2 separate regions of the Homo sapiens genome follow, and region 1 is linked to region 2. A link is a loop called in an ENCODE intact Hi-C map of the cell type or tissue named here. Cell type or tissue: heart right ventricle. All regions are shown on one strand. Links, peaks and the distances in the headings refer to the core of each region. The heading gives the core; the rest is flanking DNA.

Region 1 (16,169 bases), core at 5,561-13,560, 110 kb before region 2:
AAAAAGTTGGGAAAAATATTAAAGGAACAACACAGCATTCAGAATGGGATTTGGGATGTGACTTCAAGTCTGATACAGAGATGCATAGAAAGAACAAAAACACCAGCACTGACAGTGGTCACTGGTCACTGCTGACTGGGGGCATCACCGTGATTTTTTTTCCTTCTCTATATGTAAAAAAACATGTTTTCAGGTTTCCTACAATGATGACCTACCTGTTTTTCATAATAGGGAAAAGGTGTTTATAAACATAAAATTTTCAGTTCCTTGGAGTACTTCCCGTTAACTGAGGCGGGACCATAACTATAGACTTAAGCTGAGACAGAAGGGATTTCTGATGGAAACAAGGGCCATTCCCCAGAGACAGGGGAGCAGCCCGGTGGGCACCTTCAGAGGGCTTCAGGTGAGGGCGTGTTCTCATGTGTCGGGAAGGGTGGAGGCTGGGTCATGGAGTAGGCAGCCTCTCAATGACACTCTCCAAGAGTCTCTTTTTCAGCCCAGTTTACTTTAGCTCAGGCATGGGGACTCGTACCTGTAATCTCAGCACTTTGGGAGGTCAAGCAGGAGAATACTTGAGCCCAGGGGTTTGGGTCCCACCTGGGCAACATAGTGAGACCCCATCTCTAAAAAAAAAAAAAATTTGCTGGGCATGGTGGCACGCACCTGTGCTCCCAGCTACTTGGGAGGCTGAAGAGGGAGGATCACTTTAGGCTGGGAGGCTGGGGGTGCAGCCGGCCATGATGTGACACTGAAATATGCAACATTGAAATATGCAAATGTTGCATATCCATAACACTGGATATGCAACATTTTGCTTGTTCATTTATCAGTTACTAGACATTTCAGTAGTTTCCACTTTTTGGCTATTATGAATAATGCTGCTATGAACATTTATATGCACTTTTTTATGTGACCATATCTTTTTTATGTGACCACTCCAGCTGGGGTGACAGAGTGACACCCTTTCTCAAAAAAAAGAGTTTACTTTTCAGCTAAATCTGTACACATGCATATGCTTGGTCTGATCTGGTAAAAAAAAAATTGTGAAAAAGTTTCTAATTTGGGCACAGAAGCACAAGAATTCTCACATCTCAGTTTTAAAACCTCCATTAGGAGCCCCCCAGAGCCTCACCCCACTGGGCTACCCAGAAGGCCTCTGGGGCACACAGCCCAAGGCACAGGGGCTCCTGGTGAGGTGGAGGATGATGGGGGTGAGATTGGGGGTGCCCAAGGCACCCAGATCTGTCCGGGGGTGAGGGGGTGCCAGCAGCAGCAGGGAGCATCTCCCACAATTCACTCTGGTCCTGCCACTGGTCACACTTAGCAAACAGTGTGGTTTGGTCACATATATTTATTCCTAATAGAAACTTCCTACTGAAGGACCACTGGCAGTGAAACAATCATTAAATTCTCCAAAGTACCTAAAAGGTTATTACATTTTACTGTCTCTCATTTATAAAAGATCATCACCTAAAAATAACTGTACTGACACTTGATACAAACAATTGCTCAATATTTACCACTTAAGATGATTTTCCATCTCTTCGTGAATGTCCTGTCTGACTTTCTGTTCAAAGAGTGCCTCCTTCATCTGTCTCGTTTTTGAAATTTCAGTGCCCTGGTCCAAAACTGAAGGCAGGAGCAGACAATGTTTATACCAGTAATCAGATTAAAATCATGTGCGGAGAGAAAAACACATTTCTAATGGCGAGGCATAACAGCAATCTAACTGAATTTTGTTGTTCATAGGTAATCAGTGTGACCAGCAATGACTCTTTCATATTCTGCTCAGGGGCTGCTTTATGGCCAATCAACTGGTTACCTTCTCTTAATTCTTTAATCTTCAATTTTCCTGGTTCTTGGTTTAAAACAGTTGCCACAGCAAATGGATTCGATAAATCTACTGGAAATCTGAGGTTCTGGTACTCAATTTCCTAAGAGACCAAATCAATAGGGAAATCAGTTAGTCTGCCCCTCTGTCACCCTTTCATCGCACCAAGGACAAGGCCCACCGTACCTTCACCTTCTGAGGCTTCGGCTTCGCTGGCGGTCGGTGAAAATTTATATGCATCATTGCTTTTTCTGGAGGAACGTTTACTTTCTTAGAAAGGGTATTCAACCTTTCAAACTCTTCTAATCTATAGGTTAAAACAAGTGTTAAATTAGTAAATAAGCCATTAACTCAAGGTTCCTAATGTTTTATGTTCCTTCTGATAACACCACAACTTGAAGTCCCTTATTATACCTAAACTGAAAATAAATGTGTGCCCCAACAGTGGTCTACTAAAATAAATGTGATGTCAGTGCATTAGAGTATAATCAGCGATATCAAAATTGCCCACCAACGGTTTTTTTTTGCCTTACATTCTTTTTTTTTGAGATGGAGTCTCACTCTGTCACCAGGCTGGAATGCAGTGGCATGATCATGACTCACTGCAACCTCTGCCTCCCGGGTTCAAGTGATTCTCCTGCCTCAGCCTCCCGCATACCTGGGACTACATGCGTGCACCACTACACCCAGCTAATTTTTGTATTTTTAGTAGAGACGGGGTTTCACCATGTTGGCCAGGATGGTCTCGATCTCTTGACCTTGTGATCCACCAGCCTCTGCCTCCCAAAGTGCTGGGATTACATTGCTTTACATTCTTAAAGAACATACTGACTGAAAACATGACATGCTGAAAAATGCTCTCAAGGTCTAGCATAATCAATTTCTAGCCTGTTGGTTTTCAATAGCTAGATTTATTACATTTAAAAAAATCTTACCTTGATTTATCTTCCTAGTAAAAGAATGATTATGCCAATTGTTTGTAGCAAGATGTTTCAAAAAGAGACTCAGACTAATGTTTGGGATCTTTTCTGTAATTAGAAACTGACTTTGGACATGGTAGTTAGAGGTAGTGCAGCTAATAGCCCGCAGAAGCTATTCAGGTTATCTGTTATGAGATGCAGTAGAACTGTGTTCTATTCAGAAATGCTACCTTTGAAGCATTTCTTTTTTCTTTTTTTAGAAATTATTTTTATCTAAATAGTTATATTTTTCTGCAACACAAGGCAAAGTTACGATTTTGAAAATAACCATTTTAAAATTTATTTGTTCAGTACCAATTTGGCATAATAGCTTAGGGGAAGCATTTCTTTAAGCAACGATGTGTGGACAATTGTTTTATAGGATAAACATTTGTTTTCCATGACAGTACAAAAATAAGATAAAAATAGGTGAACATTCACTCACTCTGACAGTTAATATGTATTTGCTGACCACCCACTGAACAGGCCTGGTTGCATTGTATGGAACTTATGTTAGCAACCTCAAATTTAATGTCTCTCATGTAAGAGCATCCTTACAACCCAGGGCATGGGAGAACGTGTCCCTTGGTGAGACTCCCACCCACCGACATGCTCTGATGTGAAGGGTGAGGTGTTTAGCCAGGTAGCGAACTGAGGTTCAGCATCCCTGTCTCAGTGGAGCCTTGACACCACCTCTGCTGTTAAATATTGGGGAGCAACTAAACCTGGGGGCATTAAAAAGCAGCCTCCTAAACAATATCCTCAACGTCGATGACGGAAATGAAGAGGTCTAAGAAAATGATAAATCAGTTACATGTGGAATTTGGCAGGGCCAAATTTAGACATGAGTAAGTCTATCACACACCCTATAATGAAATGAAGAAAGCAATCTATGAAAATTTCAGAGAGCACTACAGCCAGTATTTTTTCCTGTTCAGAAACTACAGCTAGTTTTTTTCCCTTCATGATAGAATTTATATGTTATAATATTATTTGCAGTTTTGGAGAGACATGCAGATCTTAAGACATAGTCCTTGACAATGTCAAGAGTATACCAGATAAGATACTAACATAATAATTTAGAAATAGCGTACACCTGCATTTGTATGGTGCTTCTGTCATACAATGCTGTCGTGCATGTAAAAGCACAGCCATGGAAGGATATACAAATAAAAATCGCACTCATGTTATGTCTTTAAGAAAGTCATTTGAGTATTGTAGCACCTGATGTGAAGTGGCAAACACCATTTTGCTCACCTGCTTATTTGCCACCAGAAAAATCAGCAGTTTTAAAATTTGTGTTCAGTTCTACTTGTTTGTTGCCCGAGTGATTTCAATGATGGTTATTTGCAGGATTTGGGTTCAGCAGGCCACACTAATATCCTACAGTTGACTTAGGCTGCTTTGAATTTTTAGGAAGAAAAATCATGATATAAATATCTAAGATATCATGGAGTGAGTTCATATTTTGATATAAGGTTGCTACTCCACTTGTAATATGCTTAATGATGTGAATATGTGATGTGTATCCATGCGCAAAGAAGAGGAAAACCAAGATATTTCCCTATCATTTTCAAAATAATTGTCAGAATCTTCTAAGATTGGTATTTATACTGTGACAACTTTTTTGTTTGTTTGTTTGTTTGAGATGATGTCTCGCTCTGGCACCCAGGCTGGAGTGCCGTGGCGTGATCTCGGCTCACTGCAACCTCTGCCTCCCAGGTTCAAGCGATTCTGCTTCAGCCTCCCAAGTAGCTGGGATTACAGACAGGATGCCACGTCAAGGTAATTTTTGTATTTTTAGTAGAGACAGGGTTTCACCCTGTTGGCCAGGCTGGTCTTGAAAGCCTGACCTCAGGTGATCCACCCGTCTCAGCCTCCCAAAGTGCTGGGATTATAGGCGCGAGTCACCATACCCAGCAACTTTTAACGTTTATATAAAAATCTTGGGTATAAGAAAAAAATCATGATGTTAACCAGAGGTACTGACATGTAAAAGTACAAGCTCATATTCAAATGGAAATGGAAGTTCAGAAAGGATTTGTTATGAAGCACAACTTAATCCCATTTCACATCTTTACTCTGACTTGAAGTCTGATGGTGCTTTGAAAACCTCCCGTGTTTTTCAAACATTTCTGTTTTTCAGACATTTCTGTCACTGCCTCATGTGAAATCACTTGTTATATGACTTATTTTGGTCTCTTGAGGTTGTGGGCCATTTCCCACTGAGCTTTGCAATGGGCACTGCAAACAGCAGGGACTCAATTAATTAAAATGCTATATGGAAACCTTAAAAACAGTTATGTTGTTCTGGCCCTATTGTTTAAATTTTCGACTAGGCAATAAGACATGCATATGGTAAAAAAATTCCAACAGTGCACCAGTAGTGATCAGTGAAAAAACATGTCCTTCAAAAATCCCTTTTTCTTGTTTCTTCCCTTCTTGTCAGAAGCAACTCTTGCTACTAGCATAGATATATTCTATATTTCTGTTATGTTTTACAGTATATCTTATGTTGGCTCATCATTTTAAATAAGTTTTTGATGACATTCTTTTACAAGAAAGACAGAATGGAAGAAAGGAAGACTTGGATTTTCAAAAAAGGGTTAAAAATAAACAAAAACACTGCAAAGACGCCATACGGTAAGGCCATGTTGGGATAGCATGTTCCGGTGAAGACACATTCGTATGGTTGAGAGTTGAACTGCGAAATCCATAACTGCATTTTTATTTGTGCAGTCCCATACTGAAAGGGTGTAAACTTAATAGTCACAGTCATCTTCCCATTAGCCGGAATTATTCCTGAGAGGAAAGAAATGAGAAAATGTGATACCCTCTCTTCTTGCCAAGTCCAGTCACATGCTGACACACACACAAATATGGCTGACCCTCTGACAATGTGGAGATTAGGGGCACTGACTCCCCACACAATTGAAAATCCACACATAACTTTTGGCTTCCCAAAAACTTAATAGCCTACAGTTGACCAGAAGCCTTAAAGATAACATAAACAGTCAATTAACACATATTGTATATGTTATATGTATTATTTACTATAAACCAGATAAAAGAAAATGTCATTATGGAAATGATAAGGAAGAGAAAATATATTTGTTATTCATTAAGTGGAAGTGGATCATCACAAAGGTCTTCATTCTCTTTGTCTTCGTGTTGAATAGGCTGAGGAGGAGGAAGAGGAGGGATTGATCTTGCTGTCTCAAGGGTGGTAGAGGCAGAAGAGGTGGAAGAGGTGGAAGAAGAGGCAGGCACAGTCGGTTTAACTTTTACTGAAAAAAATCTGAATATAAGTGGGCTCATGAAATTCAAATCCATGCTGTTCAAGGGTCAACTGTACATTCTTCCCATGCTAAGCACAAACACAGTCTTTCTATTATCCTTATGTAGCTTTTTCATTAAATACATGTGAATCAACTTCTGCATGTTTACATTGATCTTATTTATTAATTACTATATTAATCCTTTACAATAATTATTTGATTGTGTCACTTCTACAAATATATACACATCAATCTGCATTAGCGATTCAGACATGAATTCCCAGAACTATCATCTGTAAGCAAATTACCAGATGTCAATATTAATGCTGTAAGCAACAGGAAAAGCTAGGAACGCACATACAAGTTTGTGTTCAAATAATTCAGTTCTTTCTTTGTATAATTTGATTCTTTCTTTTCAAATCTTTAGGATGGACTGTTATTCTCCCCAGAGTCAAATATCACACTGTGCCTAATTCCTCTTTTGTATCTCTGGTGCCAACAGGGCTTGGAACATAGTAAGTGCTAACAAATGTGGAGAGAAAAAGCGAAGAAAGGGAGGATCAATGTTATTTATTTATTTACTTATTGCTGTCCCCAACTAGAATGTAAACTGGAGGACGAATGTTCTGACTTCCACTGAAGGCTCTTAGGTTTGCTTTCTAGATGAGACCGTCTGCCCTTGTGCATCTGGTCCTCCCACTGTCCCTGCAGAGGCCTCGCACAGTCCCCCCAAACATGCCCTCCTTTGCATCCATTCACTTCCTGAATCTTGTGCTACCCTCCCTTCTCCCTGCGCCCAACCACATGGGCCTTTCCTTCACCCATTCATGTGCTTATTAAGTGCTTACTTAATAAGCACTTAATAAGTGTGCCAGGCACTGTTTTAGGCACTAAAGTTAGAGCAATAAACAAAACAAATCCCAGATCTCACAGTTTACATTCTAGTGGGGGACAGCAAAACATAAATAAATAAACAAATGAACATAAAATACAAAGTCAAGACATGAATACCAACAGGCAGGGGGAAGCAAGTGGGTGGAAAGGAAAGGCCCCCCTTGTGAGGAGAGGTGGGAGCAGGAGTATGAGAACGAAAGGGCCTTGGCTCTAATCCCTTTTCATTGGCTCCTGCTGGCTCTGCACTGTGCACTGGCTCAGCACTTGCAATTCCCTAGGCCTGAAGAACTCTCTCCAGATTTTCTTTTAGCTTCATCCTACTCCCGGAAATTATTGCATTTACCATCTGCCTTCTCCTAGTTAGAGTGTAAATTTTAGGAAAGCAGGCACCTGCTCATTACTGCATTCCCAGCACAATAAATTCTTGTTGAATGAGTGAATGAACCCAAACTTAAAAGCCTATATCAACCTATATATTACACCAAACTCCCTATGCCTCTCCCTCCACAGGAACCTTCAGTCAGCCCTACTGAACTCGCGTTCCCTTGATGTGTTACCTTTCAAAATTTCCCTGTCTCCCAACTAGGTATCAAGCTCATAAGGCAGACACCAGCCCCATACCTTTTATATCTTCCTGGATCCCCAGCACAGTGCTTTAGAAATAGGTCTTCGTCAATTTCCTGAGAGCAGAAGTCAAACTCTTTCAATGATACCCACTAGTGACCTTAGAATCCACTGCAGGGAGGAGGGAATCAGCAAAAGACCTTGGGTCCATCAGCCAACCTAAGACCAGCTGGATAGAAACTGTGACTCTCCATCATGTGTGGGGCTTCAATACTTTGACCACCCACTTGGTCAGAAAATAGCCCCCTTTAACCCATAAATTGACCCGGGGCTCTAAAATAAAAGCATTCTATTGCTTCTGCTCTAGCTCATTAACTTAAAAAAATAAAGACAAGCTCTGGAAGCAAGGATTAATGTTTGCCTTGACCCGGCTGATTTATTTTTAAGTGCTGCCAGCTCAGACCTAATACATAAAGCACACTGTGAAGGTGTAGTCTAGGCAACCAGAGTACACTGCTTTTTCCATTAACAGGGATGCCAGTTAACACAGGGAGCAGCAGATCGTCAAATGTTAGCAGCTGTAAAAGGCGTGCCAAGGAGTTACAGCTTACTGCTCAGCCAAAACTAACAGTGGCACAAAGGAGAGTATGTTTCATGCTTTTAAAGTGAGAAGGGCAACCCCCACCCCAAATTGCTCTCTTATGCTCCAGGCCAATTTCATCTGGTCAATTTCAGATCACCACCCTTAACATAACCAGGGGTAATGTGGAATCACAGGACATGGAGGGTGGTGAGCAGAGACAAAGAGAAGAGGAAAAAACTCAGAAATCAACTGAAGGCTAAGAACACCCTAGTTTATCAATACGATGGGTATCATAAAGAAAAAGTAACAGCACTGAAAAATAATATAGTGAAATAAATGAAGTCATGAGGAAATACCACTGTGTCTTCACTTGGACTACAATTATATAAAGCATGTGCAAAAGTATGAAAAGTTATTAAAAGGAGACAGAAAAACAAAAGCACATTACTTGTTATGGCAGTGAGGCCCAGGATGGGGAACATTAAAAAAAATTTCTTCTTTCCCATGTCCAGACAGTGTTACTACAACATTGTACTAACACTGTAAAATTATTTAATTTTAAAATAATTTTTTCTTCAAAGATCTCAAAAAGTACAGATCACTCTCCCTAAATTGTCATAGAGCCATTCGAGCCACATACTTAAGGTGTTATTGAGGCAGAAAAGAGTCTGGAGACAAGGAACCTAAGGCCGATTCACGCTGACCTCCTAGAACTAAATCAGAAAGAAAACCCCAACTCTCCACACCTAAGCAACAGAAGGACTGGAGGCTACTCCCTTTGTAAAACCCCCACATTTTCTGTGCGTTAGATGGAAAATTGAAAGTATCTCTGATTGATTGCAGAAAGCAACCAAAGCATAGGAGTCTAAGTTTGTAACTTCAGCCTCTGATTGGGGGTCACTCCTTCATTTACATAGGGTGTACATCAAGTAACCAATGGGAAACCTCTAGAGGGTATTTAAACCCCAGAAAATTCTATAACAGAGCTCTTGAGGCCCTATGCTCACCGGCTCCCACCCTGTGGAGTACGCTTTCGTTTTTCGGTAAATTTCTGCTTTTCTTGGCTCATTATTTCCTTGCTTTGTGTATTTTGTCCAATTCCTTGTTCAAAACGCCAAGAACCTGGACACCCTCTACTGGTAACATTCTAAGTATTGGTTTTAATATTCCAAGATTTAGGGTTCCTCTAGCTTGGTGACTTTGGGTAAACAACTCGATCTCTCAAAGCTAATGTTGGGAAATTAATAGCTATTTAGCTTTAAAATCATCCACATTCTAGCAATGCTTTCGATTCACTGGATTATAGAAAGGAGGGCTACCATCCCACTCACAGTGGCAACACTCCCCAGCCTCTGCTGCTGCCCAGGGAGTGTGGGCAACAGAGAGGCCCCAGGACCACACAGACCCTGACTTAGACCTTGCTTGATTATACATGAATTGTGTAACTCCGCTTGGCTACCTTAGCTGAGGCTCAGTTTTCTCATCTGTAAAATGAGACAAGGCTTAAAGGAGAAAATAATGTACAGGGTCTGGGATAGTGCTTGGTACATAGTGTGTGTCCTATAAATGTGGCCTTCTCAATCCTTATGCTAAATAAAACAAGAAACAATTTATTGTGTATTAAATTGTCTTTAAAATATCAGAAAGAAGAAATATTTCTTTGAAAAACTTACACTTGACCCGCTTGAGTTCTTACACAGGAAGAGGCAATTGCCTCATGATGCCAAATCACTGGGATGAGCGTCCCAAAGCACTAGGTCTTCCTTTTGCTCCACAAAAGTGCCAAGTGCAGGCGATCCACAGCTCAGAAGACAAGGACTCAGTGGCCTCTACAAGGTCTATTTTAAAACACAGGCCTGGACATTATCATGAAGAGGTGAAAGAGAAGCCCTGAGGGCTTTTGGATACTGTTCATGTCTAAATTTCCCAGGAAGAACAACCCCTGCTCAGCCATAGCAGATGAAGACACGTGTGGTGTGCATACTGAGACGCTAACAATCCCTAGTACTTATTTTAATCTTTTATTCCTTTCTCCCTCCCGCAAGCTTTTTTGACTGGAACTCGAAATAAGTGGTAAAATTAAGTCTTTTGGAATCTACTAACTTTCTGTTTCATCCCTGTTCATCAAATATCCAAAATGCAGACCTCAGCTGCAACACCAGACAACCTGAGGGCTGTGCCTGTACTGATGGGGGGATGTGGAGAAGGAGTCTGAGTAGAGGATGCTGGGGAGGATCCCAGGCCAGGAATTCCTTTTCCATCAAGTATATAAGCTGCTGGCCAGGAGCAATGTGTGCAGCACACAGGCATTGGTGCCTAACATCGCGGAGACAGCACCCATGGAGGGCAGGGCGACTGGAGGGGCTTCAGAGCCTGCTCTAGGAGCTGCAGGAAGTGCAGCGCACCCCCTAGCCACCCACTGCTGGAGCCCATTCACTCCATCATCTGTCCCTCACCATCTCCAAGGTCACCACCCATCCGAGCCAACCTCAGCTCCTTCCTGAGGGGGAGGCCTGTGCCCACCTTGTGCTACTCCAACCTGCATTCCCCTCAGGAGCCAAAGAGACTTTTTAAAATATGCATCAGGCCATGTCACCCTCTGCTTCAAACTCTCCAGTAGACTCCCATCCCACTCAGAACCCAATCCTAATACCCACCCTCCTCGAACCCCTGCAGGCCTCTCCAATAGGCCTTGCACACTGCTCCCCTTGCTCACACACCCTGGCCACAATGGGCTCTCGTCTTTCCCTTGAATGTGACCATTGCCGAGCCTGTTCCAGCCTTGCAGCCCTGTGTGGGTTGCTTCCTCTGCTTGAAACCCTCTTCCCAAGTCTGGTGCCTTTTTGTTAACTGGGTCTAAGCTGACATGACTTTTCCTCCAAGAAGCTCTTCTCGACCACCAAGTTGAGAGCAGTCACCTGGTCACATCACCATGTCTTATTTTTCTCACCACCATTTTTGCTCTGGACAATGTCTTTTGTTTGCAGGCCTGCCTGTCTCCCCCGACTGGCATCTCTGCTCCAACACAGCAGGGACCAGGTCTGTCTTGCTCTCTGCAGTACCCAATGCCTATACCAGTGTCTGATGCCCAGCAGGCGCTCAGTAGTTACTTATGGAATGAATGGACAGATGAAGTATGTAAGACCACAGGGAGGAGGTGAGCCCGGCAGAAACCAAGCGCAGAGCATTTCTGGCAAAAGATAGTGAAGTAAAGCTTCAGCTCAACTACCCTTCTTCAAAAATCACAAAACAATAAGGAAAAGAAGGGTAAAAATGGTAAGGAAAAAAAATCTATTAAATAGGGAAGTGGCTATAATCCTAAAGCACAAACAAAAAGCCTGACTACCAAGTCCTGTAAACTGAGACATGGGAGCATGCCGAGAACCAAGAGGTGCAGATTTCTCCTAAAGTAAGAGTCACAGCCCTGGAAAAGTCTCTAACTACTCTTTGGTTAAAGTGACAAAATGTAGGAGTCTGCCTGGGCCTTGAGCAGGGACAGAGATAAAAGAGACCAAACCCCAGCATCACAGACCAGCAGGGGAGGGGGCTGAAGAAGCAGCTAGGCTGCCACACCATGCCCACTGTCTGTGACCTTGGACCCAGTTCAGAAGGCGCTGAAAGTGACCTGGTAGGGAGGGAGGAGAGTCGTGACCACTGTACAGCAGCACACAGGACAGGTGACTCTCCTGGGAGCCACCAGCCCTTGTGACCACTGAGCAGAGATGGGAGATGTTCTCTCAGAGGGCTTGAATACACAGACTGTGGGGCTGGGTTCTCTGCATTGCAACCCCAGCTCTGCTGCTTCCCAACTTTGTGCCCTCATGCAACCTACATAACACTCCATGCCTCAGCTTCCTCATCAGCAAAGTGGACAGAATAATGGAATCTACTTCATAAGAGTTGCTGGGGTATTAAATGAGTTTATGCATCCAGTGTAGTGTCTGGCACATGGTAAGCACGATGTAAGCATTAGCTATTCAAATTATTATCCCTTCTTCCACATTATTCTTTTGCTGGTGGCAGACTGTATTCAACATTGAGTAGAGTGCTGAATAGAACACCACAGGTGCTGTGCATATAAACTGCAAAACTAAAAATTAATACTTTTTGAAGGAGGAGAGGAACAGAAAGAAAATCACATAAAGAATACACATGATGACTGGGTGCAGTGGCTCACACCTGTAATCCCAGCACTTTGGGAGGCTGACGAGGGTGGATCATGAGGTCAGAAGTTCAAGACCAGCCTGAACAATATGGTGAAACCCCATCTCTACTAAATATACAATAACAAAAAAAAATTAGCCGGGCGTGTTGGTGCACACCTGTGGTCTCAGCTACTCAGGGGGCTGAGGCAGGAGGATCGCTTGAACCTGGGAGGCAGAGGTTGCAGTGAGCCAAGATCATGCCACTGCACTCCAGCCTGGCAACAGAGCAAGACTCTGTTTCAAAAAAAAAAAATACACATGAAAAAGAGGACAACCTCAGGACACAAGTAGTTCATCAGAGTCTTAAAGAAAACAGACAGTATGCCTCATCACAGGAATAGTCACCAGAATTCAAGAAAGCAATGTAAGAACACACTCAAAGGAGACGAAAAGAGAACTGGTGGAGCTCAGGAGACACATGGAAAAAGAAAAGGAACTGTATGCTATGGTTTGGATGTTTGTCCCCTGCAAATCTCATGTTGAAATGTGGTTCCCACTGTTGGAGGTGGGGCCTGGTGGAAGGTGTTGGGTCATGTGGGTGGATGCCTTATGAATGGCTGAGCACCATCTCTTACTGATGAGTGAGTTCTTGCACTGAGTTCACATGAGAGCTGGTGGGGTTTTTTTTGTTGTTGTTGTTTCGTTTTGTTTTTTTTTTGAGACTGAGTCTCGCTCTGTTGCCCAGGCAGGAGTGCAGTGGTGCCATCTCAGCTCACTGCAAGCTCCGCCTCCCAGGTTCACGCCATTCTCCTGCCTCAGCCTCCCGGTAGCTGGGACTATAGGCGCCCGTCACTACGCCTGGCTAATTTTTTGTATTTTTAGTAGAGACAGGGTTTCACTGTGTTAGCCAGGATGGTCTCGATCTCCTGACCTCGTGATCCGCCCTCCTCGGCCTCCCAAAGTGCTGGGATTACAGGCGTAAGCCACCATGCCCGGCCAAGAGAGCTGGTGTTTAAAGAACCTGGCACCTCCCCACCTCTCTCTTGCTCCCTCTCTCACCATCTGATACCGCCTACTCTCCCTTTGCCTTCTACCATAGTTGGAAGCTTCCTGAGGCCTCACTAGGAGCAGATGCCAGCACCATGCTTCCTGTACATCCTACAGACCCAATTAAACCTCTTTTTTAAAAAATAAATTACCAAGCTTCAGATATTCCTTTATAGCAAGACACAGACTAACACAAGCACTGAGGTGGAAACATCAGCAAAGGAACAACAATAAACACACACTCATATGTATACACCACACTCATGCAAATACCACATACATGCACACACATACACACACACTGAAAACACAGGTAAGGATGTGGCAGGTAGGAATGAGAAATCCACACAAAATGAAATTATTTTAAAGCAGATAATAGATACTGAAGGCAAAGGAGAACCAACATACACACATAATTGGTATTCCTGAGGAAGAGAACAAAGCAAATAGAACATGAAAACATTCAAGGTTTTACTAGTTGAAACATTTCCCAAAATAACAAGTCATTTTTCTCCAGATCAAAAGGACATGCCATTTTCCAGGGGACAAAAATGATGCAGAACAACACCAATACATATCCTGGTGAACTGCTTAACCTCAAGACTAAAAAGAAAATTTCTGAGGGCATCCAGAATTCACCTTCAGTGGGGAACAACTCAGCCCAGCCTCCAAATTCCTAGCAAAGCCAAAGCCGGGGACGATCAGCAAGGTCTACTAAGTTCTGAGATAGACCAAGTTGGAAACCAAGACTGTTAGACCTCACCAGGTTGTCTTTCAAGATTGCAGACAGCAGAGAGACACTGTCAAACATGCGAGCATGGAGGCATGCAGCCCCAGGAGCCTCTGGTTAACAAGCCACTAGGTGACAGCATCCAGACAGCCAGAAAAACTGAAGTGAAGAATTTGTGAATGTAGGGAACATGGAATAAAGAACAGAGGTGAAATCTGTGGCTCCATTTCAATAGGAACTAAATAGCTACAGCATTCATGGTCACAAAAGAGAATATAAATGCTATAGACAACATAGAAGGGTACGACAAAGCCGGGAGTTCTAAGAGGGGAGGGAGAAAGTACATGCATGCTGTTTCCCATTTTCCATGGCCAAGATTCCAGCTGAAGGTGAGGCACACAGTTGAAGAAGACAGTGGCTCTGACCTCTTAATGCCTTCATTATCTCTTTTCTTAATTTTAGCAACAAATTTTAGGAATGAATATTGCATATACCAAGGAAGTTCACCAATTCCTTTTAGCTTCACTTGTTTTTCTTCAGTCAATATCAAGTAACATCATTTTTACATATCATATGATCCAAGTTTTCTTGTAGTTTTCCGTGTCTCTGCATCATCGTATGCCTCCAGCCTCCCTCTTTCTCCTCTTTGTACATAGGCACAGAGAGGTGTCTGCAGGGATAAATGTTCATGATATTTCTGGAGTGATGAGATTCTCGGTAATGTTTTTTCAACTTGGATTTGGTACTTTTCTTCAGTGTTTTAATATTTATATAATAAACACATTTCATTTTTTATAAAGCCATTTTTAAAGAAATATTTTTATTTGCTGAACCTCATTTCTTCTATACTTTACACCTGGAGTGGCTCTTTTTTTCCCATTGTTGCTGTTGCCTGTTTTCTGGCACAGCACCTACCCCAGACCAGTGTTGTGGGACCCGCAGAAGTGCCTGCTGTCGATCACGAAAGCCACATTCTCTTCCAGCCTCCTGGAAGACTGGCTTTCCCAGCAGGGTGAGAGGCTGAGCCAAACCATCTGACTTCTTCCTGGCCTTGCTGGAACAAGCACTTCTGTATGGGCAGTAGAGGTGTGAGGTAAGAGTTTCATTAAGATACAGGCATTGTCCTCTGGGTCAAGTTCACTGACTGCTGCTGTGGTCAACTGAGCTCAAGCAGCCCAGAATGACAGCCCATCAAATGGTCCTCTTGGACAGGGTTATAGAATTCAATGAGATGGTGCATGTGATGTGCTTAGCACAGCACCTGGCATGCGGCTAACAATTAGTAAATAGAAGCAATTATGAACATCATGCCAGCCACGCTGTGTGCAACCACTGCCACCCATCAAGGGTATATTGAGCACCAGGTAAAACTGACCATTGCTACCAATGTGACAGAAAATTGCCACCTGTCTGTCCAGCTTTTCCTGACTTCTTCAGTGTGTCATTATTAATTACCTACGTCCTCTAAAAGCTAGGGAACTCATTTGCATCTCATATATTAACTATCCCTAATTATTCTCCCTTCCTCACTATTGGGTTTGGTGCTTTGGAAAATCTTTTAAAGGTTTGATCTCTCTATTTTACCTCTGGTAAGGACTCTTTTCCAACCCTGCATATGGCCCCCAGCTGTTCCTCCATTTGCTGACCTGGAAGTTTATCATTATCAGAGGCCCTCTGCCGGTTATCTCACTAATTTCCATCACTTCTTGGAAGTGAACCTTGCCAAAGGCCTGCATGTTTTCATTTCTGTAAGCAGTCATATAGCCACTATGTGTTTTCTGAGATAAGGCTGTTCATCATGGTCTTAACTACCAGCAAGAAGCATTTTATGGGGGCCTGCGCTGTGTGCTGGAGATCTGGTCTCACCCTCCCTTTGACAATCCTGATCTGTACCCCGCACAGTTTGTGCTGGGGTTTGGGGGTCTTCTGTCTCACCTGTCCGCAGGAGTACAGTGAGGCAGGGAGGAGAAGTAGGGGAAACCTCCCCTCATTATTTTCCCTTGTGGATGTAATGGCTCTGCTCTGGAATCCCAAAGGCTGCTGGACCCTGCAGGTAGGGCTTATTATGTGATAAACTACCTCAGCCAGGGGCCAAGGGGCCTTTGGAGAAAAAAGATGCAAAAAGGAACCAGCATATG
Region 2 (16,169 bases), core at 4,797-12,796:
TTTCCTATCATCAGCTTCTGCATGCTGACTTGGCCAACGTAAGAGCTTGGTGGGAATTTCTCTGCAAGACAGTTCTCCTCTCATTCATCCTCCCACCTCCCTGCCAGCTCCATGAGTGAGGTAGTAGGAAAGGCAGCCTGGGTCCACAGTAGTGTGGCCTGCCTGCTAGGTGACACTCACCGGCTGTGTGAACACAGGCAAATTATTTAGCCCTCTGAGTCTCCATTTTCTGATTTATAGAATGGAGGTGGCCAGGCGTGGTGGCTCATGCCTGTAATCCCAGCACTTTGGGAGGCTGAGGTGAGTGGATCACCTGAGGTCAGGAGTTCGAGACCAGCTTGACCAATATGGTGAAACCCCACCTCTACTAAAAATGCAAAATTAGCCGGGCGTGGTGGCGCATGCCTGTAATTCCAGCTACTAGGGAGGCTGAGGCAGGAGAATCGCTTGAACCCGGGATGCAGAGGTTGCAGTGAGTTGAAATGGCACCATTGCACTCCAGCCTGGGCAACAAGAGTGAAACTCTGTCTCAAAAAAAAAAAAAAAAAGAAGAAGAATGGAGGTGATAATGTCTTCTTCAGGATTATAATGATAAATGAGATAAAGTGTGTTAAATACAGCTGCCTTGTAAATATTGCTAATTTAAATGTTAATTATTATTATTAATCAACACTTTAAGCACTAAGTTTATATTTAAATGTTAACTTTATTTTTATTCCCTTACTAAACGTCTCATCTTTGCTCTCTGTCATCTAAGGATAAGGAGGGGTATAGCATTAAGAACCCACTGCCAGGGTTCAAATGGACATCTGTACATGGATGTTCATAACAGCCCCCTTCACAAGGATGAAGAAGTGGAAACACCCCTAATGCCCATCAACTGACGAATGGATAAACAAAATGTGGTTTATCCATCCAATGGGATATTATTCAGCCTTTAAAAGAAAGAAGTGATGATATGTTCTACAGCATGGACAAACCTTGAAACATAATGCTAAGTGAAACAAGCCAGATACAAAAGGACACACATTGTGGCTGGGTGCAGTGGCTCACGCCTGTAATCCCAGCACTTTGGGAGGCCAAGGTGCACAGATTATTTGAGGTCGGGAGTTCAAGACCAGCCTGGCCAACATGGTGAAACCCCATCTCTATTAAAAATACAAAAATTAGCCAGCATGGTGGTGGGCACCTGTAATTCCAGCTACTCAGGAAGCTGAGGCAGGAGAATCGCTTGAGCACGGGAGGTAGAGGCTGCAGAGATCATGTCATTGCACTCCAGCCTGGGTGACAGAGTGAGACTCTGTCTCAAAATAAATAAATAAATAAATAAATAAATAAATAAATAAATAAATAAATATTAAAAAAGTAAAATAAAGGAACACACTGTATGATTTCACTGATATAAAATGTGCAGATGAGCCAAACCTGTAGAGACAAATTAGATTAGTGCTTGCCAAGGCTGAAGGAAGGAACAATGGGAAGTGATTGCTTGAGGGGTACAGGTTTCCTTTTGGAATTGGTAAAAATGTGTTAGAACTAGATAGAGGTGATGTTTCCACAATATTTTATTATGAAGGTACTAAACCACTAAATTGTACACTTTAAATGGTTAATGGTTAGTGTTATGTTATATGATTTTTCTTCCATTTGAAAAGAAAGACAGCGGGAAAGAAAAATAAACAGAACCCAGGCTTTTAAATTAGACAGACTGATCTTGAACAAGGCCTCAGTTTTGACATCTATTTTATGGAGTTGGTGTGAAATGAAAAGCATTCATTCAAAGAATGCTTATTTAGCACTTGGTGGTGTCAGGTGAGTGGTGAGAAACAAGCGTTGTCGGCTGTGCTCTCATCACTTAGGAATGCGTTTTGCAGTGTGTGGCAGGAGCCTGATACACTGGTTTCACCAGACAGGAATTTATTTGTTGCATATTACAAAAAGAGCTGGAGCAAAGTTCCAAGATGTTGCCATATTCCAGATTCCTCTCTTTTGCCTGAATGTGTGGCTTCTGTCCTCATGGTCATATAATGGCTGCTGTACCTTCAGGGAGGAGAGAAGAATACCTGCATTTCTGGCAGGAAGTAGAAGAAACTCACTAGAAGGAAGGATGAGATATACTGGGAAGCCAGACTTTCCTGACACTCTCCAGTGTCTCCAGTGACTTCTGTGTATACTTCATCAGCTGGAATAGGACTGCATGGCCACCCCAGCTGCAATGGATGTTGCAGGTTGAGTTTATAGCTGTGCATGTAGCCACCTGGAGCAAAACCAGGTCCTCCTAGTAAGAAAGAAGAGAAGGATGGCAGTGGGCAGCCTTTGCCATTGTCCCCATGACTCAGCCTGGTGAGGGAGACATGGATCAAGTGATTAGAAATTGATTGCCGGGCACAGCGGCTTACACCTGTAATCCCAGCACTTTGGAGGGCCGAGGCAGGTGGATCACCTGAGGTCAGGAGTTTGAGACCAGCCTGGCCAACAAGGTGAAACCCTGTCTCTACTAAAAATACAAAATTAGCCGGGTGTGGTTGTGGGCGCCTGTAATCCCAGCTACTCAGGAGGCTGAGGCAGGAGGATCGCTTGAACCCAGGAGGCTGAGGTTGCAGTGAGCCAAGATCGCACCATTGCACTCCAGCCTGGGCAACAAGAGTGAAACTCTGTCAAAAAAAATAATATTAATAATAATGAAAGAAAGAAAGAAACATGTAAAATGATGAGATAAGAACAGTATGTGGGTCTGCCTGAGTGTCTAATCAGGAGGCTTCACCTGGCCTGGGCCTCCACGAGGGCTTTCTTGAGGAAATGACGTTTGAGCCAAGGCCGGAGCCTGACTGGTGGTTGCTGGGCACAGACATGAGGGATCCTGCTGCAGGATGAGACCACAGGGGCTCATCATCCCTTGGGGGATTTTCATCCTATCCTAAGAGAAGCAAAAGCCTTGGAGAGTCTTAGGAGGCCAGGAGTGTTACCGTCTGCATTATGAAAAGATCACCTCTGCCACAGTGTGGGAGGTGAACTGGAAAAGGACATGAGTAGTTCAGAGAGACTCGCTGTGAGCCTGGTGGTCTAGGCAAGAGATATGATCATTGGGACTGGATACGATGTCATTGTTTGGATTCCCCAGAAGCAGGTGATTCCAGGCCAGATCTGTAGGACTGGGAACCGAGACAGGGAAGAGAAGAAAGCTGGCAAATGTTGCATCATCACTGTGGGCACTTGTGGAACACACGCCTCCAAGTCGCACAGGAGCTGGAGGATGCATCCACCAGTGCCCTGTCAGTCAGAGATGGGGCTGCTTCAGAGCGAGCAGTTTTCATTCCCTTGCACTTCCAGCCTGCTGTGCTTAGGGACAATCAGTAGCTAGAGAAAGCCCCCAGACAAAGGGATACTGGGCCAGTGGGTGAAAGTGAGATTGGTGTGCCCAGAAAAGGTTAAGGCTAAGGAGTTACAAGCAGGTTCCACTGCAAGGGCTGGAGAGGTACACCCCCGTGGCAGAGCTGTGTGGGTGGGGACACTGACCACACATGGTGATGAGCTGGACTGGGAATGAGGTGAGAGATGGAGAATCCAGGATGGCCCCCAGGTGTTTGACTTGAGCAATTGGAGGAAGGAATAAAGGAAGATCAGCATTTTGGAGGAGAGGAGATAAAAAATCACACATGTAGTTTTAGACGTGTAGAGGTGAGACTTCAGAGTGGGGATGAAGGCTGGGGATAAACCTCCGCATAGGCGGCAGGTGAGGCTGAGGTTGCACCAGGAGAGTGCAGGAGCGGGAAGGGAAGAGAACCCAGGAGCCAGCCTGGAGCACTCCCGGCCCTCATTTGTCAGGAGCAGCTGGAAGCAGAGGAACATGAGGGTTTGTGAGCAGCGGAGGCAGCAGCATGGATGCTGCAAATGTGCTTTAGCCCATGCACTCGGCCACTGCGCAAGGGACAGGGACAGAACAGACATCTCTCCCACAGTTTGAGCCTTTGCTTTCCCTCTACCTGACTGCACTTTCCCTCTGGCTCCGACTGCACTTGGGGAGCTAGACCATGGTCTTATGGCATTCATGGGGGCACCAAAGAGAGCCTTCTGATTTCCTGCTACCCCCGGAAACTGCGTCTGGGACAGCAGGAAGCAAGGCACCAACAAGGCCAGCCAGAGGTGCAGCCAAATTGTGGGTGTCCCCCACCTCCTGTCCCCAAGGACAATGCCTGAAATTCCAATGACAGCAGCCCTGTGAGATAGGGCCTAGAATGCGGAGTCTCTGGTGGGGCTGATGGTGAACTTTCGTTTACACGGAGAAGTAAGGGATGATTATTTTAACATAACATGTGTTTAAAATGTCCCACTGTTCTCCAGTGGTTCCAGGATGAGGCCCAGCTCCTGACTTGGCCCCTGTCCACATCTCCACCCCAAACACTGCCAATCAGCTCAACTGTCAACCAAATTGCTTGCAATTTCCTGCCTGTCCATTTCTTTCCTGCCTCCAACCTTTGCACATGCAGACTGCTCTGCTACAACACCATTCTCCATCTTCTTCCCTCTGAAGCTACCCACCTTTTCAGACTCCTCTAGGAATGATGTCTGAATGCCCATAGCTCCCCTGGTCAAGCGAGTTACCCCGACTCCTGCAGGATACTGTTTCTCTCTCGTCTCGCACCTCTGCACTGCACTGTAAAGGTGTGTTTCCTGGACTGTCCCTGCCCCAGCCTGAGGCAGCTACAGTGTCGCCTTCTTTCTTCCTCAGTGCTTGACACAGGGCTTGCCAGACCGAGTATTCAGTGTGTGTTTGTTGACTGACTTACTGAGTGAATGAGGGCAGATACATGACTGAGAGCAGGGAGAAAGGATAAAACAAAAGACAGCTGGCCCCAAGGAGAGAGTGGGAGATGAGGTGGAGCCTTGGAGGCAGGTGAGGCCCCCGCAGAGGACACAAATGCCACCAGCTGCCCAACTTGTCACAAATTAGCTGAGGCGAGCAACGTGGTCCTGGTCACCGGTGGAGGGATGCTTTCCAGGGTCTAACCTTGGGGGAGAGAGGTGAGTCCCTGTCTTCCCTGGCCTTCCCCTATGGAGTGGTGAGCCGGCTCTGCCTGCCCCACTCAGGCTCTGACTAGTGACCACGCCAGATGGGGTTCCTGCTCCCCTCTGGGCACCCAGCATTCCTGTTGGGCTCTCACGGTTCGAGGAAAAGACTCTCCCCGTGGCGGCAGAGGGTCTGCTGTGAGGCCACTCACTGCTGGATCTGACGAAATGAGCAGGGCTGAATGCCAGGCAGAAAGCAAATAGAGTCAGCCGGAGTCGGTGCCACTCTTCCTTTATGGGGCTCTTGGGCTAGAGGATTCTCCCCACTCCTCAATGTGCCCATTTTAAAGTGGGGAAAATAATCTGATCAACTTCATGACGCTGTTGTGGAGAATAAGTGAATGACTACCTGAAGAAGGCAGAAGCTCCTCTCATGGCCTCTCTGTCCCAGCCCTTCGGTGCAGCCAAGCTGACCTCTGCCATGAATGGCTGGTGTTCACTTAGGCCCTCAGCCCTGCCTGTGGGTGGCGCCTCTTCTGCGAACCTGTTGCCCAGTCACCTTACCAATGCCAAGTGCACATTCACATTACTCCGGGAAGTTGCACCCACGTCCATGTCTCAATTCCAGGTTGACCGATCTGAGCAGAATCGGTCATCTTTCTTCCCTAAGGCTCCCCATGCAGTGAACCAGCGCTTTCCGCCAGGTCCTGACCGTGCATCCAGGGCTGAGAAAGCTCACTGGGGATTCCTGCCTGACTTCTGCCTCACACTCACTGGGGGGACCTGGGCAAGCCCTGACCATACCCCTCTCTTCCGGACCTTACTCTGCTTAAGAAAAGGGCTCCCCTGGCTTTGCAAGAGCTGTGGTGTCTGGCCAGGCCCTGGCGGCTGAACCAAGGAGGGCCAGCGTGCAGGTGGGTGAAAGGGTGGCTCAGCTGGCCCCCCACCCATCACAAACAGCTGTCACTGGGATCTGTTTTGCATAGTGACCTTCTGCAGTGTGCATTTAGGAAAGGGGATCTGTTACTTTGAAAACATGGTTTTAAAGCTCCAAAGAGGCCCAAGGACTCTGCCTGCTGGAAAAGTCTTCAGATCTGCCCCACTGAGGGGGTCAGAAGCCAGGGCCAAGGGCTCCATCTGGGAGTGTGGAGCGGGTGTGATGTCTGAGGAAAAATCCCCTAAAAGACTAAGAGGAGAAATGGCCAAGGCCTAGATCTGGTGTCCAGGGGGCCTCTCCCAGCACCGAGACTCTATCCTGACACCTGTGTGGGGGGAGGGGCTGCTGGGGCTCTCCGTTGAGGGTGCAGGGTTAATGGTTAAGCTCCCTGGGGTAGAGGTTAATGTTTGAACGCCAGACCAGTCACAGGAAACACCACTCAAGGAGCTGTCACCGAGCCCGCCACACTTATCACAAATAAAAAATTAACTCTTCAGCCATTCCGGGTTAGGTGGCCAAGGTCTTACTGGCATTTTCTGGGAACGTTTCAGGGTCACCCTAATAGCTGCACGGCCTGCCCCACAGGGCTATTTATTACTTTGTTTACAGAGGCCAATACCCCCTCAGAGCTGGCAGGTGGAAGGGCCATGGCTCTCCCCAGGGGAAGAATGTTCCAGAAGGACAGTGTGGTGACAGGAAAGGTGTGGGCTTGACAGTCAGACAGACCTGGGCATGTGTCCTGCTGTGTCACACAGGTGCTCTGTGACCTTGAGCAAGACACTGGTCCTCTCTGAGCCTTAGTGACCTTGCCTTCAAGTGGGGTCATGACATCCCATTTTCCTTCTTGTCTCTACCTGCTGGTTGCCCACTCCACAGAGCATGGGTCCAGGAAAACAGGCTTTTTATTTTGTACCTTTTTTATTGAGGTGAAATTCACATAGCGTTAAATTAACTGTTTTGAAGTGAATAATTCAATGGCAATTAGCACTTTCATAGTGCTCTATGCAGCCACCAGCTCTGTCTCATTCCAAAATATCTTCATTACCCCAAAATAAAATCCCTGTACCCATTAAGTCATCACTCCCCTCCTTCCCTGTCTGCAGCCGCTGGCTATTACTAATCTACTTTCTGTCTCTGTGGATTTGCCAGTGCTGGACATTTCATATCAACGGAAGCATTTGCTATGTGACCTTTTGTGTCTGTCTGCTTTTGCCGAGAATAATGTTCTTGAGGTTCATCCACGGTGTAGTATGAATCAGTTCTTCACGCATGCTGGCTGTTAGTGCAGTTTTCTCTAACATTCCTAGCTCCTTTCTGGAGTTGCCTGGCCCCCGATGCCCTCTGGCAGCCACACCGTGGACCATCCTCCACGGCTGCCCACAGCTCACCTCTGCCCATTCTTCCCTTGGCACCACTGATCTTGGCTCATTTTTCCAAAATATGGCAGCTTATGTTTGTATAACATTCTAGGCAATTTAAATTTTTAGTTCTTAAAACAACTGTGCAATAAGCACTATTATTACTCCCATTTCATAGATGAGAAAACAGGCTCCAAGGGGCCCAGGATCGCACAGAGCCGAAACAGGACTCAGCTTTGCCGTCCAGTCTAATCAAACACAGCACAACTGAGCTGTGAATGACTGATAACCTTACCCTCCCGAGAGAAAGGTTTTCCATTAGAGAAAACAAACAAAGACAGAGATTGCTGCTGGCAATTAATCCTTAATTCGCTTGAAAGGTGGTATGAAATGAAGAGCTTTAGGTCAGGTGAGGAAGAGTTCTCGGGTGGATGAGGAGGGTTCTGTGGAGGTGGCACACACTTTGTGCAGTCTCTGGAAGGCGAAGGACTTAGCTCCCCGTGCTCAGAAGCTAGCCTGGGGCTGGCCTCCTGGACATAGATGGGCCAGCCTGCTCCAGAGAAGTGGCTGCTCGGCCTCAGGGCTGGAAGGGTTCTTCATCTCATGTAGTGCAGACTTCATTCAGTGTCTGATGCTCTTCCGTCTCCTAATTCCATGACTCTCTCTGCTTGAATACTTTCAGTGATGGGGACCTCATCACTCCCAAGATAGTTCATCCCATCAAACAGCTTATGATTCCTGGTTCCAAGACTCTTTAGCTGTTTCTCCTGCGATGTGTTTTTAAATACCCTTGTTGCCCTGGGATTTCAGCTCCTCTAGCCCCATCCTGACCACAGCTCCTGTGCGTCCAGCCATCACAAAGGAGAGCGACACCTTCTTGACTTAAGACTGTAGGTCAAGTCATTAGCAAAGTTGAAGAAACCTCACCAGGCTGCCCCTTGGATGGCCTGGGGCTGGGGCCATGGCTGAGCCAAGAGAGGCAAAGAGATACACGATGCAATTGGGAAACAGGCCGCTGTGCAGGAGCTCGTCCTAAGCCACTGTGGGTTCTGGGGAGGAGAAAGGGATGAGTGGGGGTGAGCAGTGGAAGTGCCTGAGAGATGGATGTGGCGGTCCGCGGGCAGAGGAAAGAGCAAACACCGGCAGAAGCAGAAGGTAGGAGAGGACAGACACAAGGCCAAGACAAAGAGGAGCTGTGGCTTCCCTGGTGACCCCATCAGCCGATGAAGTGAGCACCAGGGACATGGAGGGGTGTGAGTGGCCCAGTTCAGCATGGCCCCGGGGGCCGGGCTGTTCCTGGCCCCCTGCCACTGCAGCCTGACACATTGCTCCAGAAATAGTCCCAGGTTTTTATCAGGCCATCTGAGCTTATTTATAAATAGAGGACTGGAGGATAGAGGCTCCATGCCAGGTGAATGCAGGGCAAACTCCCAGGCACTGTCCTGCCCTCTGAGATGGCCCTTTCCCCTCTCTCAGTCCTCCCCCAACCCACCCAGACCTGCCTCTGGGGCCACCTCTCTATCCCTGTGGGCAGGACAGAGGAAGCTGACATTGCTGGGTCTGCTTCAGACCTGGCCCAGGGCCAGGGGCTCCACAAATATAAAGACCAGGAATCTTTATCTATAAACCCCTTTGGGCAAAAATAGAACTTTCTCCGTTTTCTGACTTTAATTCTGATTGCATTCTCCTGGGATGGCAGACATTTCTGGATCTTCCCCTGCAATTTTCCCAGGTGGCTAGAGATTCACGTAGCACCACCACGTTCAGGGGGATCTCGCCTGCAGCTGATGATGGTGTTAGTCACAGGTGGTGACTGGCAGAGCCCTGTCTATCCTGGGCCACTGGCCCCTCCTGTGCTTTGCCGGGAGGCATGGGCTCGGCAAGGCTGTGTGTGGTCTGCCCATCTAGACCTGCCCCCACAGCTGTTTCTCCTCTGGGCCATCCCACCTCCTCAGGGCTGGCTGGGCAGCAGGGTATTTGCACCTCTTCTGGAACCCTCCATGTCCCAGCTCATCACTTCCCCTCCATCTCTCCCCAGTCTCTGGGAATTCTTGCTCTTTTTCTGTTTTCTCCCAAGTGCTTTGATTATCCCAGCATACCTCTTCATCCCCCAGAGGCCTTTGGAAACCTAAGCCAGGAAGTTTTCCTGCCTTTCTCTGTGACTTCAATCTGAGGAGGAAGGAGAGAGAAAAGGCAAAAAACAAACAAACAAACAAAAAAAACAGGAGAAGAAAAAAGAAGAGATTGATGGATCAGAAAGTATTCCACCGCACCCACATATCATTTAATTCTCTCAAAAATCCTGGGAAATATTACTGTGCCCATTTTATAGATGAGGAAACTGAGGCTCACAGAGGTTAAGTGTCATACCCAAAGTAGGCTTGGGTCCAAAGCCCATTCTATCTCCACCATACCACCTCCCTCAACCTGGTATCCCATGCTGTCCTCCTGGGCCACGGGCACTGGGGCAGGCAACCCCTCCTCCCCAGGTGGTGGCATTGTCTTCTCTTGTTTCCCCACTTAAACTTCCCAGCCTTCCATCCCATCCCCTCCAGCCAGACAATTGGTGGCGGAGGTGGCCATCAGAGACGACAGAGGCGTGGGAAGCCCTGCTCTTCACATGCTTTGGATCTGCCTGCCCACACAGCTAATGTATATTCCTTCTAGCCCTGGCTCTCCTGGGGCGGTGACCCCTCCCTCGTGGCTCAGTAAGTGTGGCCCTATTGACAAAGCTCCCCCATCCCCTATCTCAATGAATGCCGCTTACCCCCAAGTCAGGCAGTGAGCTGTGCTGCTCTGGAACTAAAACTGCCCAGGATGACCCTAGTCCTGGGCTGTGTCCCTTCCCTGCCAGGGCTCCCTGGGAAGGCCAGAGCCAGGACAGGTATCCGAAGCTAAGCTGGGAGCGCTCTCCCCTGCCTCCCATTCCTGCTTGGCTTGGGGGACTGGGGAGTCCCGGAGTGGAGTCTGAGATGCTGCATTCAAAGCCTGGGGACCGTGCAAGGCAGCCTCCACAAGCACTGAGGAGGCCACAGGGACTGTCCAGCTCCCCCAAGCCACATTCCCTCCAGCCTGGCTAGAGCCACGCACCTCCTGTGCTATGATTTCCTTCATATGTTTTCCTTTCAATCAATGGACTTTTAAAAAACTTAGCCTCATCCTAAACAATAGTAGCTATAAAATCACAGATGTGATATGCTAGTTTTATAATGTTTCTAATACACATTTTCTTTAAAAAAGTGCAACTATGAAAAAATGTTCAACCATGTACCAGCCAAAAGCACAGGCCACCAGTGAGTGGTGAGCTCATCGCACGCTGGGAAACCCTGGGTCTGTTCTGTGCCTTCTGTGCCCAGACGCTGGAGCCAGGGCTGGGAGAGAACAAGGCAGTGTCACTCGTGTTCAGGAAACGATCAACACTGTGGGGGGCTAGCAGCCAGGTCTGCTGCCACCAAGGCCAGCCTGGAGGAGGCAGCCTGTCCCAGGCTGGGGAGATGGGAAGGCTGAGTGGGATCCCAGCTCCATTATCACCAGCTCTGTCACCCACACTTCTCACTTCCCCCTCTTGGAACCTCAGCTTCCTCATCTCCGCCGTGGGGCAGTGACCCTACTCACCCTTGAGCTGCTGTCAACCTCAGCTCCAGGATGTCTGATGTGCATCCAGCACAGGCCTGGCATGGCCTGTCCCCAGGCATCCCTGGGGGCCCTGCCTGACGTGACCCAAGTTAGGAAGCCTCTCAGACGTGCTGGCACCGTCCACATCTGTCTGGCCAACCAGCCAGGCATTGTCCAGCCTCATGGCCTGGAGCCTGCGGCTGGTACCCTGGCTGACCTGGCCAGTCCAGCCAGCACTGAATCTGTTTTTCCACAAGTGAGGCAAAAGGCTCCTGCCTTTTTCCATGCTCTGGAAATGCCCCAGCTGCTTCCAATGCAAGAGAGGCTGACCCGAGCTGGCAGGGGAGCTGCAACTTGAAACGAGGCATCCTGCTGCAACCCTGAGACGGCCGCACAGGGAAAGAGGGCTCTGGGTCACCCTTGGCCTCCTGAGACTCCAGGTGCCAGGCTAGGTCAGCACGGAGACACAGAGTGGGCTGTCCGTAAAGGGTCCTCAGGACCAAGTCCCCATCCCACAGGCATCTGGGTAGGCCCAGGGTTACCCGGCAGGCCTGCTGAGTTCCCGAGACCCTGCTCAGGCCCAGCCAGCAGCGTCCACAGCTGGAATGTAGACGGGCAGCCTCGGGATAGTGGCGGAGCCGTCCCTGGGGAGTGCACAGCAGAGAGAAGCTCCGGCTCCTCCTCTTGCAGGTGAAGCTTCTGGAACATCCAAGGAGTTCCTCATCTCCCATATGCCTCCAAGGACACAGACCCCTGCCCCTTGGCCTCATAGATGCTTCCACTGTCCTGTGAAAGCTCCGCCCACACACTGCCTTCTGTGTCCCTCTACAATTCTACGACACCCTTGCTCATGGTTGCAGCCTGCCCTTGTGGCTCCTGGGACTGCCCCGCCTCCAAAGCCCCCACAGGCGTCCTGATTTCAGGACTGGGTTCCTCTCTGGGCCCTCCCACTTCCCCTCTCCTGCTAGGGGCTGGGCCTCTCTTCAGGGAGAAACAGGCCACACCTGCCCCGCTCTAGGCCAGCATCCCCCCTAACCCAGGCCCTGGCCCGGCCCACCCTACCGTTCCCTACCCCTTCTGTCCCTCTCCAGTTCCCAGAGCCTGGCTTGAACAAGGAGGGCACTTGGCAGCTGGGGCCGGTGTCACCTGGAGACTGGTCAGGTGGGTGGAGGGCTGGGTGGAGACAGCTTTCATCCCCTCCATGTCCTGGCTGTGTGGCCTGGGAAGCCACTTCTGGCTCTGCTTGATTGCTGCGTTTATAAAGTGGGGGTAGAGCCAGGCACATCGGGAACTGGGGGCACCGCCATGGGATTACAGGAGCTCAAGTGTGGGACGCACAGGGCTCCTCCCCATCAGCACAGCACCAGAGCTGGCAGGCCCTGGATGCAGAATGTAGAAGTCAACTGGGTGTCAAGGTGAAAGCCCGTTTATGAGGGATGCCTGGCGGGACTGGTGTGGGAGGCAGTGGTTCCAGCTGGCGTCCCTTCATTTGTTCATCTGCTGTGTTTGCTGAGCACTTGTGCTATGCCTGGCCCATCGTAGGCACAGGGGCGTGCTCTCCTGGGCTCTCTGCCTGGTGGTGGGGGAGGCATCTGTACCCAGGTACCAAGGTGAAGACACAGCTGGTAGTGACCCCCACTGGTGGGTCTGTGACTGCCTGTCTCACTCTCTGTGAATTGCTCCTGGGAGCCAGGGGTAGGGCTAAGCCTAGAAATGAGGAACCCTCAGCTGTGAGGAGCAGGGAGACTCAGAGTGGAAATTCTCAAAGCAAGCCCTGGAACCACTTCAGCGGCATTTTTGGGGAATTCTTAAAATGCAGATTCCTGGGTCTGGTCTCACAAGGAGGATCTGGGGCCTAGAGATCTGCATATCTCTGACAGGCACCCAGCTCATTCTGATGTAGGCTGGAGGGTCACACTTCTGCAATGGGACAGGTCACCAGGGAGATTTCACTTAGAGGGGATGAAGGGGTCAAGGACACTATGGATGCTTTGGGTCTGGTCAGATTGATGCCTAAAAACAGGTTCTTGCTCCTTAAAAAAGCTGAGCATTTGCCATCTGGGTACTCCCGCAATGTCTGCACACCGCATCCATCGCCCAGTCCCCAGAGCTAAGAATTGCCATTCAGGGGACCCAGCCTAGTCCAACCTCCTGAATCCAGATGAAAAAGGAACAGGCCTGGGGAGGCCAGCGGGAAAGGGGTTGCCAGTCCCAGTGCCTGCTCTGGGCAGGCTTTTCAGTTGGGCTTTGAGCTCTTCCTCTGGATAGCCTCAGGAGGGAGGTGCCGGTCCTCCCACAAGAGATAAGCAAGTGAGCAGGGCAGCTGGCAAGGTGGGGGAGGCCTGGAGGCCGGGTCGGCCGACTTGAGTCCTGGCTCTTTCTTTTTGGGCTCTGCCCTGCACCATGTTCCCCAAACGGGAGGAGCGCTGACTGCGGCTCGCCTCATGGGTGTCCCTCAGCTCATTTCTAGCCCCTTCCAAGCCTGACCCCAGCGATGACCTCTCAGAGGGCACGGGTTCCAGAAGTCTGTTGCAGGAAGCAGTTTCCCTGTGTGGCTGCCCTTGGATCAACTTTGGGAGAATTGGTGAGTTGTTATGTGAAATGATGTCTTAAAAGACAGTACAGTCACAGCTCACACACAAATATAAAATGAATACCTGCCGAACAGCTTGTTTAATTTGTGAGGGACTCAGTAAGATCTTATCACTGGTTCATAGCATTCAAAGTAACTGATATGGTTTGGCTATGTCCCCACTCAAATCTCATCTTGAATTGTAGCTCTCAGAATTCCCATGTGTCATGGGAGGGACCTGGTGGAAGGTAATAGAATTGTGGGGGCAGGTTTCTCCCATGCTGTTCTCGTGATAGTGAATAAGTCTCATGAGATCTGGTGGTTTCATAAACGGGAGTTTCCCTGCATGTGTCCTCCTGCCCACCGCCATGTAAGAAGTCCCTTTGCTCTTTCTTCGTCTTCCACCATGATTGTGAGACCTCTCAGCTATGTGAAACTGTGAGTCCGTTAAACCTCTTTCCTTCATAATTACCCAGTCTCAGGTATGTCTTTATCAGCAGCATGAAAACAGACTAATACAGTACCATACCTATAAGGCAGAATGATAACATGAATTTACAAATAGATGCAAAGCTGACTGAATACACAGGGAGGGAAGTGAAATTAATTGTATTTCAACTGGACAATAATTATTGTGCCTATGGACGAGAATCATTTGCATTGCTACCAATCATCTAGAACTTACAGAGTTGCAGTGTAGCTCGAAGACAATAAAAGACCTGACACCCCATTGAATCAGATAATCCAGAAGGCTGTGCTTAGACAATGCCTAGTTTTGCATTGAAAACACCTAGTAATTTTTTTTATTCATCTTAAAATCTTTCAGTTTTCAGAAGTGGGCCACGCATCTGGCTCTGAGCTTCCTAGCAGCCAAATCAAAGAGGAAACCAGCTTCAAATGTAGTGTCTATGTATACTAGTCGTTCACAATAAGTTCAGCTTCTCACTGCATTGAGACCTGGTTCTCCTTCCAGAGGGGCCTCATCAAGGGAACTCAAGTGATGTAGAAAGCAACATCCTCAATAATATTCTTGCAGCAAATACAGTGGTGACACTTGTGGAGCTGTGTCCATAGGCCAGGGCAGTGGCTCTGAGTGTGGTCCCAGGACAAACAGCATCAGCATCACTTGGGAACTTGTTAGAAATGCAGATACTCAGGCCCCACCCCAGACTTACTGAGCAATCTGTGTTTTAATAATCCCTCTGGGTGACTCTGATGCAAGCTGAAGTTTGAGAATCATGGGACAAGAGTTCTCAACCCTGCAGTCAAACGTTAGAATTACCTGTAAGGCTTTCAAAGGACATGATGCCTGGGCCCACCCAAACCAATTCATGCAGGATCCCTGTGTGCCACGCCGGCTAGGTCTATTTCTAAAGCTCCCCAGGTAGTCGTACCATGAAGCTAGAAGGGAGACCCATTGCTGCTTAGTTGTTTAATGCAAACTGATTGGCCAACAGATGTGCCATCTGCTCCAGAGAAATCCAGACCTTTACTTGCAAAGCTTATAGGAGAGGGCGCCTTCCTTCTTTCCTTCTTCCCTTCCTCCCTCCCTTTCTTACTTCCTTCTATCTTCAACACTGAGCACTACCGTGTACATGGCAGAGTCCAAGGGTGCATTAGACAGGATAGGTTCCTGATCCTGAGGAGTCAGCACCTAATGAGAGCTTTGAAAGTAGTCTAGTGGGAATTCCAGGCAGGCAAGGGTGTCGGTGATGTGGACAGGATGGTAGGGCAGCCCTCGGTCCATCCCCCATCCTTGTCTGATGCTGCTTTTCTTGGCAGGTTGTGAGGGGATGTGGGACAACATAAGCTGCTGGCCCTCTTCTGTGCCGGGCCGGATGGTGGAGGTGGAATGCCCGAGATTCCTCCGGATGCTCACCAGCAGAAATGGTAACCACTCGGCCCATGGGGCCTGGCGGACAGGCTGAGGGGTGTCCCTCTGGGTGGGGCCTCAGCTTAGAGGCAGGAGGCCAAGGAACCTTCTCTGAGGACAAGTATGGGTACAATGATGGGGGAGATCACTGCAAAGGATTAGAAGCCTTGCTTGGGAATGTGGGGTGGACTCAAATTCTGAGGGTGTCAAGCAAGGGGGCAGGAGGCAGTGCACTGGGGAAGGCGATAAGGGAGGCTGGGCCTGCTTCTGTCTTCCCCAGGCCCTTCAGCTAGGAGCTCTCTTCCTTCCTTCCATGTTTCTGCCCCCTTAGCAACCAGGGGCCTTGTTCCAGTCCCCATGTCTGGAACCCCTCCTGGTAGTGGCAGGCTCCCTAATGGCCTGGCCTTCCAAAATACTTCCTTCCACTGTCAGGCCCTGCTGAGAAATTGGCTCCCTGGGAGCCCCTGGCCTCCTGGGGCGAGGGGTTGTCTTACCAGAAGACAGCTGCGGATTTAAGAATTTTCCTAGTTGACTCACATTGATTAGAAGTCGACCATGCACTGGACATTTTTATATGTACATACGGGCTCATTTATTCATCATAAACCCCCTGCAGATCACAGGACTTTTCCCTTGATCCAGTAAAGAGTAATAATAACAGGGACTGAGAAAAGCTGTGCAGCTGCCCCTCTTTCCTGGTCCATGCAGGACAGCAAAGCTGCCAGATGAAGCCTGAACAAGAATAGGTGATTTAACACTAAAACCCACCAGCCTTTCAAAGTCAGGCAAGGCAAAGATGACCACGGT

The links. Hi-C counts contacts between places; a loop is a spot of excess contacts. Peaks named below come from ENCODE experiments on the same cell type or tissue, not always from the same donor. Only the 100,000 strongest peaks of a DNase experiment are listed, where the experiment ranks them.
Region 1: it touches region 2 in a loop (3-fold over the local background); 5 of 110 quality-filtered maps call a loop at or near these places.

What each region holds. Positions count from the first base shown.
Region 1 is chr2:119,590,641-119,606,809 of GRCh38, reverse strand. CFAP221 (cilia and flagella associated protein 221) reads right to left here. Exons shown (of 24, transcript NM_001271049.2): 8 at 5,433-5,592; 9 at 2,018-2,138; 10 at 1,823-1,934; 11 at 1,521-1,629. Among named protein-coding and RNA genes, the nearest start is that of CFAP221, 54 kb to the right of the region's middle. In heart right ventricle, for the core only: no CTCF peak of the experiment used is centred there; no DNase peak of the experiment used is centred there; H3K27ac peaks cover 4,225 bases.
Region 2 is chr2:119,478,021-119,494,189 of GRCh38, reverse strand. It overlaps SCTR (secretin receptor), which reads left to right. Exons shown (of 13, transcript NM_002980.3): 3 at 15,272-15,379. It overlaps SCTR-AS1 (SCTR antisense RNA 1), which reads right to left. Exons shown (of 2, transcript NR_147847.1): 2 at 6,844-8,351. Among named protein-coding and RNA genes, the nearest start is that of SCTR-AS1, 9.7 kb to the right of the region's middle. RefSeq lists enhancers at 4,628-5,547, 2,726-7,133, 12,740-13,251. In heart right ventricle, for the core only: no CTCF peak of the experiment used is centred there; DNase peaks (open chromatin) are centred at 6,429, 8,609, 10,739, 11,009 and 1 weaker place; H3K27ac peaks cover 8,000 bases; H3K27me3 peaks cover 315 bases.